Regions from separate parts of the Homo sapiens genome. Here region 1 is linked to region 2. The links are chromatin contacts, found by Hi-C or POLR2A ChIA-PET in ENCODE. All regions are on one chromosome and are shown on one strand. The core of a region is the stretch at or near the end of the contact, and the rest is flanking DNA. Distances in the headings are between cores, read along the strand shown. Region 1 has its middle 24 kb from the start of GLCCI1-DT. Region 2 overlaps LOC124901586 (a long non-coding RNA gene).

Region 1 (6,748 bases), core at 2,321-4,820, 33 kb before region 2:
CACCATCCAGTCCAGCCACAAAGCTGAATTTAGAGTTAGCCGTACATGAGACAGTGGGGGCCCGCAAGCTAATATATAAGAAATAATTCTTCCCTCCCTATTGATAGACATGGTAACTTCTAAACATTTCTGTGTGTGGACAATATATGCATACACTTGCAATTTGCCTTCTCTGGCCAGGCCACAGAAGAGGGCAATTCACTTAAGTGCATAATTTTATTTTTCTTCTTTGTTTTGCATACAAATATACATAACAGTTTTATTTATAATACCCCTGAACTGGAAAGAAGCCAAATGTCCATCAATATGTGAATGTATAAACAAATTGTGTACTATCCATATAATAAAATACTACTCAGCAATAAAAAGGAATGGACTACTTGTACAGGTAGCAACAAAATGCATAATTTTCTTGACCTGGGTTTTCTTCAGATTGCTGGAGCTGAAGAGTCTTTTATTTATTTGATGTCACTTCAGTTTGTTAAAGGATAAAACCCTTTTAGTACAGGCTTTTCTCCTACCATAACCACATTTATGCCAAGTTTAAAATATTGGTAAGCCTATTTGAAAATCAGTTGTAGAATAAATAAAATGTCCTCTTTTGCTTAGCTATTAACATAATTTTAGGCTGCTGTGCCTCCTTTACCACCATGTATTTGGTAGAAAATTATATTTCTGCTTTTTATATTATTCATAAATAAAAGTCAGTATTTTTCGGTTCTTTGCTTCTTCAAATCATGTTATTAACATTTAATGAAATATAGCTCTTTCTTCTTTTATCTTAGGTGTATAATCTCATCAACTTTGCAGGAAAAACAGATACCCTTAGGGTCTGAATTGGTGTTTGAATAGATAAGCTCACTTTTAGTCCATGCCTAATAATATTACCTTATTGTTTAGGAAGAGATAGCAAGCTATTTCTTAAAATTTGTATATACTCTTTCTGTCATCGTGTAACAACTGAATTATCCTACTGATAATAGGATTCATATAAAACTGTGGATGATGTCTAGCTACTCTATTTTTGCCAAAAGGAGAACACAGATAAACATTATGCCATGGCCAGCATTTCAGTGACTTTAGGAACTTATATGCAGTTAGTGCCTCTTCACATACTGCTCAGAAAGCATGTTCTCCAGTGATTTCAGAGGGAGGACAAGAGGGACTCCAAAGGAGAATTTATGGGATGTTTGTGAAATTTGTGGCAATAGAGCATCTCTAAGTCTCAGTTTGCTCCCTGGTGAAAGAAAGATGGTAATTCCTTCCTCACGGGATGGTTGGAACTACTAAATGGGATGATGCAATTAGACAAAAACAGTTTGTGAAGCACTATGTTGGTATTATTATTATTGCATAAATACGAACAATGAGCACAGTAGGCCAGACCTTATTAAATTCAGTACTTTAGATGGTGTATAAGCACACACAGTAGCCAGGGAGTAGGCTCTGGAGAGGGGTACAGACGGGACAGGCTGAACACTATTAACCCTGGAATTACAAAACCCACTGCCAGAATTTCCCGGTTTGCCGTACCATTCATGTTCATTCAAGGTAAAGGGCACACTCTGCCTCTCTCATAGCAAAGGAATTCCTCCTCTGGCAAAGATGCTGATGTCACTGATGTCACACAATTTAGTATCAGTAAACATAGGCATAGTAATGGAAAGGAGGAGGTTAGCATTCTCTTGAGGGAGTTCAAGGAAGCTTTTCCAACTGGGAAGTGAGGTTGGTGGGGAAATATGACTTAAACAGCTAATGGGCATTAACTAAATACACCACAACAAAGCCTTCCCAGATAAAATATAGATGAACTATCCCTGTCTCCACATGCACACCTAACACCTGTTAACATAGCAATTGTGCACCCCAAGTAAGAGAGTTAAAGATAACTGATTAGATGATTCCATTGTCCTGGGTAGGAAGATACCTGGTAGCTGAAAAGCTCCGCTCTATTTTCTGTTAGCAGAGATTCTACTACCATTATCTTCTTGTTTTGCAGCGACGGAGACAAAGAAGATTTTCCTGAGCAGTGTCAGTAACAAAGAAATGAAGCAAATTATTAAGAAACTGATGGGCATTCATTGAAGAGCAACAAATATGATTCATAAGTCTGAAGGGACAGCCTTCAGAGAGAAGATGAAAGAGACAAGTCTCTCAGCATGACCATGTGGCTCTAACGGGACTGGCTCATGGGCAACAAGTACTTGAAGGGTGTAAATAGTGGGGACAGAGAGAAATTATTTAGTGTGCAAGGGGACAGCAGGAGGAGTGATGGTAAATGAAAGTCAAAACAAAGATGATTTAGGCAGCTGAACGAGTCACAGGCCCTAATGGAGAGATCTATTATAGGCTGTACAGCCTTGGGAAGGGTGGAAACCCCATCACTTGTGCCATTTACAGTTGGAAAAGCCATTAAAAAGTAGATCAGCCTGTTGGAGAGGGAAAAAACACCGCAGGTCCTCAGAGAATCAGTGGGATGACTTAATAGGTCTTTTCCATCTCAAATTACTGTGATGTAGTTTGTACGCATGGGGACCTGAGGTTCTAGAATAATTTTTCCAGCATTTGGGCTTCTTTACTATTACTACAAGGCCTCAGTGAAGAAATGATAACGGGTCATGGAATGCAGTTTCTGCATTGTAAGTGGAAGCCCACAGTGTACTGATGCTTTAGTATGAAGGCAGGACTGACTATGGTAAGTTTCACATTGTGATGTCAGTGTAAATAAATAAAAACACAATACCAATTAAGTCCCAAAACAACATACATATATTGACTGAGACCAAAGGCAGAGGGAAAGGACCTTTGTCACAGTTAGATGGTGGCTGAATAAATGAAAATTCAAGTAGTTTATTCTCTCATCTAGAAAAATACATGTCTAAATACTTAAAAGTCTATCTTTACAAAAAAAAAATAAGAAAAAAAATGGCCTTAAAACTATCAAGAAATATTTACTGTGTAGGAACTTTAGGACCCACATTTTGAATGTGTGCTGTATTTCTGTGCACAGCTGCAGTTGTAATTAGCAACTGACACATTCCGAAACCATGGTGGCCCAGAGGAGCACATATGTGCACAGGCTGTGCCAACCTGGGGCAATAACTGCAACTGAAAGGAACGGGCACAGCTTGGTCAGATGGAAACTGGGGCAGGCAGAGAAGGGCTGGTGTTACTGTGATTACTAGAAGGAGCACAGCTGTGACCATCTCAACCCTTCTCAGCCAGAGGATGACACGGAAGCAGGGGACAAAAATGGTAAGAGGGTGACAGGAGGGAGAGGCAGCAAGAAAGAAAGCAAAAGAATCCAGAGAGGGAAACCCACAGATGCAAGCTCTTTGCAGGTGGAGTATATCACAGATCCTGATAAAAATATTGTATGTGGTTGAGCACAAGTGAAACTTGGCGTTCTAGAAGACTGAAGTTTGCAACAAAAATTCAGGGTTTGACCTACACCTGACAGATATAGGTCAACCCTCATCCTGCTGCTCTCAGCAGCTGTAGCCAATAGGAGACAGTGCTGCCCAGCATGCCGGTTTAAGCTGCTGCTAATAGAGGGAAATCAACGTAACCCCATATTTCCTGCCTCTGCAGTCCTCACTTGTCTATACATGGCCAACTCAGGCGCAGGCAGAGCTGCTGGCTTGCTGTAACTGCTGGATGACTGATAAGTGGAATCTGGTGCTAGCATATATATTCCCACCTCATCTAGCTAAAAAATCTTTTGTAAAGCCTTTTAAGGGAGGACCATTAAAATTCAATTTTCCCTCATTAACCTAAATGCTTTCTTAAATTCATATAACCAGAAGAGACGTACTAATTCTTCACACCAACAGAACTTTAGAGATGTTTAGAGAGAGGAAATTCCGTGACAGAGGCCTATTTTTGAAAGGATACAGCAAAGGTTAAGTGACTTATCCCATGTTACTTAGAGGTGATAGTTAAGGCAGAAAGCGAACTGAGGGAGTGGTCTGAGATAAGTGAGGAAATTATGAAATTAAATCTGAAGAAAGAACATCATCACCAAATCACATTGGGTTAAATATCTATTGGAAATCCCAATTCAGTAACACACATTCCTTTATCCTACATGTTCAGACTAGTGTTAAAAGTGACTTCAGATATTTCCTATGCTCATGTTTTTTAAAAAAAAGTCCAACCATTCTCCTCAATGAACATGACATTAAATCAAGCTAAGTCCAGTCACATGGTCTCAACTTTACTCACTAAAGCTAGCAGGCAAGGGCCTAGTGAGTTGAATTAGAGGTTTAATTAGAAGAACAAGCAATAAATGCTAAATGTTCTGTTGCAACTGTGTAACTTTCTGTGGGATTTTATGCCTTGTATCTTTTTTCCTGAATTCCAGACCAACGGGGCTGCACTAGAACCCCAGAAGCAGAGAATTCCATAACTCAGACTCTTTGATTCAGATATTTTTCTTTTCATCACCTTGAGAGAGCAAATAAATCCCCCAAACTACTTTTCCCACCTCTCAAGCTTCTAGAGGATATTCTTGACTGGAATTTGTCCATGTTCTTAAATAACAGGTTACTTCACGTTCTTTGTGTTTAAATAAATGTAATTAGGCCTGTTTTTAAAAACTATGGAAAATATTAAAAAGAAAATTAAAATCATCTATAAACTTACCACTTAGTGGCAGCCACATGAACATTTTTGTGTTTCCTTATTTCTACACATATGTATACTTTCCAAAATTTGTCATAAATGTTTTAAAGGTGCTTCATATATTGCCAAATTGCCCTCCAGAAAAGTTAAATCAATTTATAATCCATTTTCAGTGAATGGTGTAATTTTAAAAGCCAGCTTTAAATTTGAGTTGAAAAATGATGCCTCACAGCTGTCTTTATTTTCTTCTATCTCCCTCAATCCTAAAGTTGACCATTTCTTTCCTATGGTTATGGCCAATTACAGTGGACATCGTGTTTCACTCCTCAACAACAATGTAGTTTCTGGAATTGACCCCAGCTCTCGGAATGAGTCCTGATTACTATTGAACCAAGCATAGTAATCCAATCTCTTTGGCTAGTGAAAGGTTCAAAATCAAAACATAGCATTCCTGTGACAAGAGATTTAATCCAGGTTGGTCCTAATCTGAGTCAATAAGGCTGAGAAGAAGCACTTGTATTTTGTTGCTAGAAAAGAGATTCTACGGCCTGGTGTGGTGGTTCACACCTGTAATCCCAGCACTTTGGGAGGCCGAGGTGGGTGGATCATTTGAGGTCAGGAGTTTGAGACCAGCCTGCCTCTACCAAAAACACAAAAATTAGCCGAGTGTGGTCGCGGGTGCCTGTAGTTCCAGCTACTCGGGAGGCTGAGGCAGGAGAATCGCTTGAACCCAGGAGGTAGAGGTTGCAGTGAGCCAAGAAAAAAAAAAAAAAAAAGAGAGAGAGAGAGGTTCCACTTCTCCTCTGATGAATGTGAACAGGAAAGCGTATTGTCCCCACGTGCTGCTGGGTGTTATCTTGTGAACCTCAGAGAAGTCAACCTGACTTTCTGGTTACATGCAAAAATATATTATTTCCTTAGTGTTTAGGTTAGTTTGATTTGGGCTTCCAATTTTTACAGTGAGAAGCTGTCAGAACCCTTTCTCTTTATGGGATTTTTGGAGTTTTTTATTTGGTTTTTGCCAATTCCTATTAGGCATTATCAGTGTTTTTATTGTTGATGTGGTAAGAACTCTATTGAGGGTGTAATCTTGTTGTCTATTTATTATGACTATGTCTCCAAGTTTATCACTTGTTCATTATTTGCTATGTAGTCTTATTTAATTCAGAGAAGAATATAGTCTTAATGTAATTAAATATACCAGTATTTTTCTTTGTGATATATTCCATTGCTTTTACTGTTATTCATTCACTAATAGGTGTGTGTGTGTGTGTGTGTCTGTGCGTAGCAACCACAGGGTTCCAGGCTATAATACACAAGCGAGCCAAAAAAGATACAGTCCCTGTCTTATATCCTAGTTTATATCCTAGTGGGGGGACCGAGGGTAAGGCAAACATTAAACTGAAAAGCCACCCAAATAAGTGTGAGCTGCCAGTGGACAGATCCTACAAAGAGAAGGTACACAATATATGAGAGCTCTAATAGGAAAATTAGGACTAACTAAGGAAATCAGGGGAAGCTTCCCTGGGGAAACGGTGATTGAACTATGAATGATGAAAAGGAGTCAGGTAGCTGGGTAAGGGCATTACAGGTAGTAGGAACTATAGGTGCAAAGGTCCTGCTCAGGAACAAGCACAGGAAATAAGAGGGATAAAAGAAAGTAAACGCCACCGGATCCTGAGAGGGTCTTGGTATAAGATGAAGCTGGAAAGGCTGAGAGGTTGGGGGATGGAGCTGGGAGAAGCTGACTATGCAGGGTTAATAAGTCCGTGTTAAAGAGTGCTGCCTCCTTCCTAAAATCCATGGTGTCATCTTTGACAACCATATTACCTTTACCCCCAACATCCAATTCTATCAAACCCCCAAATCCTATTACTTTTGCTTTCTACATATCTCTTTAATCTATCCACTTTAATCTGTCCATTTCTCTTCATATTTACCAACACTGCTTTAGTCCATTCTATCATCATTTCTGCTTGCACTAATGGAACAGCCTCCTCATTGATCTATTTGCTCCTACTCTTGCCCCAGTTTAATCCATTCCATGGTAATGAGAATTCAATCCTGACATTGATAGCATTTGATGACATAAGATAACATTAGAAGATCTAATGTGCAACAGGAG
Region 2 (7,467 bases), core at 3,577-6,076:
GTCTTTTCTTGTTAAATGTTTTCCTTGACAATCTCATCCACATCCAGGTTCCATGCCCATTTATATTCTAAGCTCCATCACCGTCTGCACTGGCAGTTCAACTTCAACGGCCCCTGAAAGTCTGCTCCTCCTTTCATAGATCCTGAGTAAATGGCACACTATTAATTCAATGGCTCAATCCAGAAATTTGGGAGTCATCTTACATTCTTTTTTTTCCCCTCTCATCTTATAGTCAATCAATCACCAATTCCTGTCAATTCGATTCCTGCAATCTCTTACATCTGTCCACTTCTCTTCATCTATTAACAGCACAACTCTGGGCCAAGCATGGTGGCTCACATCTGTAATTCTAGCACTCTGGAAGGTCAAGGCAGGAGGATTGCTTGAGCTCAGGAGTTCAAGACCAGCCTGAGCAACACAGCAAGATATCATCTCTCCAAAAAAATAAAAAAATTAGCCAAGTGCAGTGGCATGCACCTGAAGTCCCAGCTACTTAAGTGGCTGACGCAGGAGGACTGCTTGAGCCCAGGAGATCAAGGCTACAGAGAACTTTAATCATGCCAATGCACTCCAGCATGGGTGGCAGAAAGAGATCCTGTCTCAAAAACAAAAAAATTCACAACTCTGATTTTGTCATACCCATGCTTAATCTCTTCAGTGGCTCTCAATGACCCTGGAATGAAGTCCAAAATCTGACCCTGACCCTCTCCATGAGCTGGCTGCTGCCTCCTTTCCAGTCTCATTTCCACCCATTCTTCCATTAGAGAGTACTTCTTTGAATCTCCAGATCATTTCCACAGCACACCACCACCTGCCACCATTACATTGTCTTTGCACTATGGGCCTCATCTTCTGCAATTCCCCATCACACTTTTAATTACTTGTTTAATGTCCATTTTCCCCAGTAAAAAGAGTGCTTAATATTTGTTGGGTACTTTCTATGTGCCAGGAAGTTTCACACATATTATCTCATTTTAATCACAACAGTAACTATGAGGTAGGTTCTATTATTACTCCAATTTTAAAGATAAGGAAACCGAAGCATTGAGAAATTGAAGGCCACACAGCTAGTATGGAGTAAATTAAAACTAAAACCCAGGCAGTCTACATCCAGGGCCCATATCCTATCCACAATTAATATTGCTTCAGTGGCCAGGCGCCGTGGCTCATGCCTTTAATCCCAGCACTTTGGGAGGCTGAGGCGGGCAGATCACCTGAGGTCGGGAGTTTGAGACCAGCCTGACCAACATGGAGAAACCTCGTCTCTACTAAAAATACAAAATTAGCCGGGCATGGTGGCGCATGCCTGTAATCCCAGCTACTCGGGAGGGTGAGGCAGGAGAATCACTTGAACCCAGGAGGCAGAGGTTGTGGTGAGCCAAGATCACACCATTGCACTCCAGCCTGGGCAACAAGAGCGAAACTCTGTCTCTGAAACAAACAAACAAACAAACAAAATATATATATATATATATATATATATATATATATATATATATATATATATATATATGTAGCTTCAGTGAAACAGTAAGGTCTACAAGGGGAAGGGCTGAATCTTGTGTCTCCAGAGCCTAACACAGGATTGGCACAGAATGGGGGCCAACATGAAATTGCTGAAATAATAAATACAATTCAATTCTTAGATTGGCATATAGGGTCCTCCACAATCTTACCCTGACCTACCTCTCCAGCCTCATATCCCGGTACATCTGTCCCTCCTTCCCCATGCCCTATCTTCTAGCCATATATGCAGTTCCAAGAATAGGCCATAGTGGTTCACACCTCTGACTTTTGTATACTCATAATTCACTCACTCCATGTGTTCACTCACTCACTTATTATTCATTCATTTGCTAAACACCTACTGAATGCCAGGCAGACAGAAAAGTCCTGTGATAGATAGATGCTATAGGAACACAGAATAGGGATATTAAGGGGTTTGGACTAAGGAGTCAAGAACATCTCCCAGGAGAATTAACATTAAAAGTGAATTTCATTTCCCTAGCATGTGCATATCTGCATGGCAAGCCCTTATTCATCTTTTGGACTTCACTCAAATGTCTCTTCCAGGGCTCTCTCCAAGGCAGAACTTGCAGACATTGTATTGCATGTGACCTCCCCCATCACCCCATCAGATTACGAGATCCTCTTAGCCTCTTGGTGCGTATCATGTCAGTACAGTGGGTTCCTGGCACAGAAGAGGTACCCAATAAAGAACTGATGAATGACCAAATAAAATAACGGTCCTTTTTTGTGACAATACTCCATTTTAACTCATTGTAAATATCTTTGCACTTACCTGAAACCATGGAATTGGGGCTTCTGTTCATTTACAGAATAGATATATTTTTAACATATAAATGAGAGAGATTAGGGAACACCTAGCACCACTATATCATTTTATTTTAGACGTGGATATATAAATTATGTAAAATAGCAATGTAAACATACACACACACACACTCACATACTTTTGTCAATTTAGTGACTAATAACTTGAAGAAATAAGAATTCCCACTATAAGGCATATTCTCCTGAAAGCTTTGGGCACTATGGAGAATACTACATGACAGAATGCTAGTATACTTTCTGAAAGACAAGATGATCCTAATGATTTCCTCATCAATGAAAAAGGACTTTTTCATTATTAGAAATGAGCCCCAAAGGTTAGGCTGCTAATGTGTTTTTGTATACGTGTGCAAATAAATGCCATAAATAACACTTTGGACTAACATCAAAGCACACTTCTGTCTCACTGCTCTTCTTTTTGGGGTGGACATTTGAAGAGGTTCTTTGAAAATTATAACGAGATACAAACTTACTCCAGTGTCCCCTTCTCTACTAATACATGAAGGGCAGCTGTGACTGGCTTTCAGTGGACCAAAGCTCTTACAGGAGTTGCTTAGGGAGAAGCCTCACATTCTGCAATCCTGTTTCTATTTGAATGTGGAAACCTGAGCTACCTCTCCCTCCATTCTCTCCTGCCCTCCCCAACTCTCTCCCTCTAGACAGGTTTCTAATCTGTCCAGTGAGTAGCTGGAACTACAGCAGGAGTCAGTAAACTTTTTTGGTAAAGGTCAAGATAGTAAATATTTTCAGCTTTGGACCACATGGTCTGTGTTGCAACTATTTAACTCTGTTATTATAGTGCGAAAGCAGCCACACAGAATATGTAAACAACGGGTACGGCTGTTTCTCAATAAAAATGGGCATGCCTATTTTCCAATAAAATTTTATTTATGAAAACAGGTGGTGGGCCAGATTTGGCCAGTAGATCATAGTTACAGACTCCTGGACTAGAAATATTCTAGGATCCCTGTTAGCTTTTCTCTGCCTTAGTATTCAATTTTCATGAGTCTGTGAGAGTTCACAATTGGGAGACAGCTGGAAAAAAAGAGAAGCATACTTTGAAGAATCATTGGCTGTGTGAAATTACTATATTTGACTTATCTTTTCACTTGGAGTCTTTTAACTTTGTAGCATAATGCCCCTATTATATTTAGCAATTAGAGTGCCATCACAAAGTAAAATGTAAAACCATTATTCCTTGAAAAGAGAAAAGGCTTGTGGTATGAAATGATGCATGCGAGGAGTGTGGGTGATAATTTACTCATATAATCATTTCTATTTCTGTTCTATGGCAAGTATTTCTGGAGATGGCTCAGATGGCAAGGAGATCTTTAAGACGTGCATGCCATAATTAACCTTTTTATGTGTTCTGATAGAAATATCAATAGTTTTTCCTCCTTTAGCACTTTTAACTTTACTTATGGTGTATAGAGATGATTTGAAGAATAATCATTATAAGGGAAAAAACGCCTTTATATCTTGGGTTTAAAATAAAACATGTATATTCTTCCTATTATTTTTACTTTATGGATAAGTTCTAGACACTGAACATCTGCATTTCTTTTTGCCTCCTTGCAAAGGAGGAGCTAGCCCAGCCAATGATTCTGTAGAATGTAGATCCACGATGTACGAAGTGTAGTCCCTGGACTAGCAGCATCAGTATTTGCATCAGCATCTACTAGAAACTTGTTAAAAATGCAAATTCTCCAGTGCCATCCCAGACCTACTAATTAAGAAACTCTAGGAGTGGGCCCAGCAGTCTGTTTTAGCAAGCTCTCCAGGTGATTCTAATGCCTGCTAGAGTTTAAGAACCACTGGTATAGCTTAGATTATTACCTTACAGAAGCACAAGTTAAAGGGAAGACCTGGCCTCATATAATCAGCAGAATGACCTTAGAGCCTGGACATTCAGAAGGCACAGAATACAGGCGATAAGCCTATAACTACATTACAAGAAGAAAAAGGACCTGAGAAAGAAAAACAAAGGGAAGAAGGGAGACATAGAACTTGAATGAGTAGGAGGAACTGGAAAACTCCAGGGTTCCATTTGCAGCTGTGGCTACAATCCTCCATGATTTGATGGGTGAGGACTGTGCTAGGTGAAGGGAAACAGAAATGAAGAGAACAGTCTCTCCATCCGCAAAGAATTCACAGTATTAGAGTGGAAAAAGAAAAAAATGGCTCCCTTGAGAATTTACAATAGACCTAATATTTTAAGTCAAAGGAGGCTGGGCGCAGTGTCTCATTCCTGTAACCACAGCACTTTGGGAGGCCAAGACAGGAGAATCATTTGAGCCTAGAGGAGTTCTGGACCAGCCTGGGCAACAGGGCAGAACAATGTCTCTACAAAAAATAAAAAAATTAGCTGGGCTTAGTGGTGTGTGCCTGTGGTACCAGCTGCTTGGGAGGCTGAGGTGGGAGGATGGCTTGAGTCCAGGAGGTTGAGGTCACAGTAAGCCATCATGTCGTCACTGCACTCCAGCCTGGGTGACAGAGTGAGACCCTGACTCAAAAGAAAAAAGGATCAAAAGAGAGAGGTTGGACATCAGGAGACATAGAGACAAGATGAAGAGAACAAAGAAAATAGAAGATATGAGGATAAACAGAGTATTAAAAAATTTTATTTGTACTAGAACATAGAACATTTAGGAAATTTGTTCTTTTAATTCCTCCAATTACTAAAAGGTGAGCTCTGCTTTGATTTGGAGATAAAAATCCCTGACTCATTGCTTCACTGGACAGAACCACAGGAGAATTGCAACCAAAAGCCTTTCATTTCCTTACGATGCTTATCGCCAGCAAATAGCTATAGTAACACACTGACATAAACCATTAAGCTATGTATGGGTCGGTGCTATTTAAAGAATGTTTGCTTCCCCACCCAACCCCATTCTTATGTTGAAATCCTAACCCACAATGTGATGGTATCAGGAGACATGGCCTTTGAGAGGTGATTAGGCCATGAGGTAAGAGCCCTCATGAAGGGGATTAGTGTCCTTATGAATAAGAGACCCCAGATAATTCATTTGCCCCTTCCACCATGTAAGGGTGAGAATGCAGCTATCTATAAACCAGGGAACAGGCCCTCACCAGACACTGAATCTGCTGGTGCCTTGATGTTGGCCTTCCCAGCCTCCAGAACTGTAAGAAATAAATTTCTGTCGTTTATGGTATTCTGTTATAGCAGCCTTAATGAACTAGAAAAATAAAAAAGAAAACAAAACAAAACAGGAACATGTTCTTATGGTAACACAACCTGGTCATTTTTCAAGTCCTGCCACAGAGTATCAATCTTGGAGCCTCATCATAAAATCATTTTTGGGTGCCTAAGGAGAATGTTATAGGTGAGACAGTGCTATTAAAAAAATAACACCAAATCAAAGATCATAGAGTTTTCTGGAAGATTTTTAGAAGTCATCTTTTCAAAACAGCCTCCAATGTTTTAAAAAATGACTTCACTATTTTAGTAATATATATATATATATATTTTTAAAATTCAAACAATACAGAAAAGCACAAAGAAAGAAGTAAATTACTTCCCAAAGTAAAGATTACTAACATTTGGTGAATAGAATCCATAAATACAAATAGAAAGCTAGACAATTAGGAGCAGTTTCAGAGAGAGAGATTGTATGGTACATGCTATTTTTTAAAACAAAATTTTTATTTTTGAATAATTTTAGGTTTATGGAAAGGTTGCAAAGATAATACAGAGCGTTCTAGAGCTCTCAACCAACTTCCTCTATTGCTAACATCTTACATTACTATGGTACATTTGTTACAACTAAGAAACCAACACTGGTACATTACTATTAACTAAATTCCAGGCTCTTTTTAAATTTCACCAGTTTTTCTACTAATGTCCTCTTTCTGTCCCAAGATCCACATTGCATTTAGTTGTCAGGTATTCTATTAGGACTCTCCAAAGAGACAGAACCAATAGGGTAAATGGGTATATGCAGAGACAGAGAGACAGGAGTTAATTCTAAACCTAAGAGTCATGTGACTATTAGGCATTCCATTTTAGAATAAATTGGAAATAGAGTTACAGCCAGAGCAGCACAAGTAGCTAAGAAAGCTCAGAACACCAAAGTGCCAGTTCAACCCAGGGAAACAACAAATGTCAACAAACAACTGAAACCTACTGCTTCTGTGAAACAGTACAGATGGAAATGTTGGCTCCAAAGGGTCCTTCTCCCATACCTGAGGATGCCTCCGTGAAAGAAGAGAACATCTGCCGAGCTTTTTCTGATGCTTTGCTCTACAAAATTGAGGATATTGATAACAAAGATTGGAATAACCCTCAGCTCTGCAGTGACTATTTAAGGGTATCTATCAGTACCTCAGGCAGCTGGAGATTTTGCAGTTCATAAACCCACATGTCTTAGGTGGATGAGATGTAAATGGACATAAGCATACCATCCTGGTAGACTGGTTGGTGCAAATCCACTCCAAGTTTAGGCTTCTTCAGGAGACTCTGTATGTGTGTGTTGCCATTATGGATTGATCTTTACTGGTTCAGCCAGTTTCCCAGAGGAAGCTTCAACTAGTTTGGATTACTGCTCTGCTCTTGGCTTCCAAGTATGAGGAGATGTTTTCTCCAAATACTGAAGGCTTTGTTTACATCACAGACAATGCTTATACTAGTTTCCAAATCCAAGAAATGGAAACTAATTTTGAAAGAACTGAAATTTGAGGTGGGTGGACCCTTGCCACTACACTTCTTAAGGCAAGCATCAAAAGCCGGGAAGGCTGATGTTGAACAGCACACTTTAGCCAAATATTTGATGGAGCTGACTCTCATTGACTACGATATGATGCATTATCATCCTTCTAAGGCAGCAACAGCTGCTTCCTGCTTGTCTCAGAAGGTTCTGGGCCAAGGAAAATGGAACTTAAAGCAGCAGTGTTATACAGGATACACACAGAATGAAGTATTGGAAGTCATGCAGCACGTGGCCAAAAATGTGCTGAAAGTAAATGAAAACTTAACTAAATTCATCGCCATCAAGAATAAGTATGCAAGCAACAAATTCCTGAAGATCAGCATGATCCCTCAGCTGAACTCAAAAGCCATCAAAGACCTTGCCTTCCCTCTGATGGGAGGGTCCTAGG

The links. Hi-C counts contacts between places; a loop is a spot of excess contacts on that map. ChIA-PET counts read pairs that join two places held with the same protein, here RNA polymerase II (POLR2A). Pooled maps may share reads with other maps.
Region 1: a loop to region 2 is called in a map of B cell, with 1.8 times the contacts of the local background. The contact joins two enhancer-like sites. A Hi-C loop is called at or near these places in 6 of 168 maps with a recorded cell type or tissue (B cell, CD4-positive, alpha-beta memory T cell, OCI-LY7 and 3 more), 35 of 37 single-sample maps with no recorded cell type and 15 of 50 pooled maps. POLR2A ChIA-PET finds 5 or more read pairs at or near these places in 10 of 52 experiments (CD4-positive, alpha-beta memory T cell, CD8-positive, alpha-beta memory T cell, GM10248 and 6 more).

What each region holds. Positions count from the first base shown.
Region 1 is chr7:7,941,538-7,948,285 of GRCh38, reverse strand. No RefSeq gene overlaps it. Among named protein-coding and RNA genes, the nearest start is that of GLCCI1-DT, 24 kb to the left of the region's middle. RefSeq lists a silencer at 3,023-3,072 and an enhancer at 3,283-3,492. Within about 2 kb of position 3,570, at least 10 of the 41 ENCODE cell types and tissues checked have a DNase peak (open chromatin) inside an H3K27ac peak, as active enhancers do.
Region 2 is chr7:7,909,295-7,916,761 of GRCh38, reverse strand. The region is part of intron 2 of LOC124901586 (a long non-coding RNA gene); the gene reads left to right. It also overlaps the pseudogene CCNB2P1. Among named protein-coding and RNA genes, the nearest start is that of GLCCI1-DT, 56 kb to the left of the region's middle. Within about 2 kb of position 4,826, at least 2 of the 41 ENCODE cell types and tissues checked have a DNase peak (open chromatin) inside an H3K27ac peak, as active enhancers do.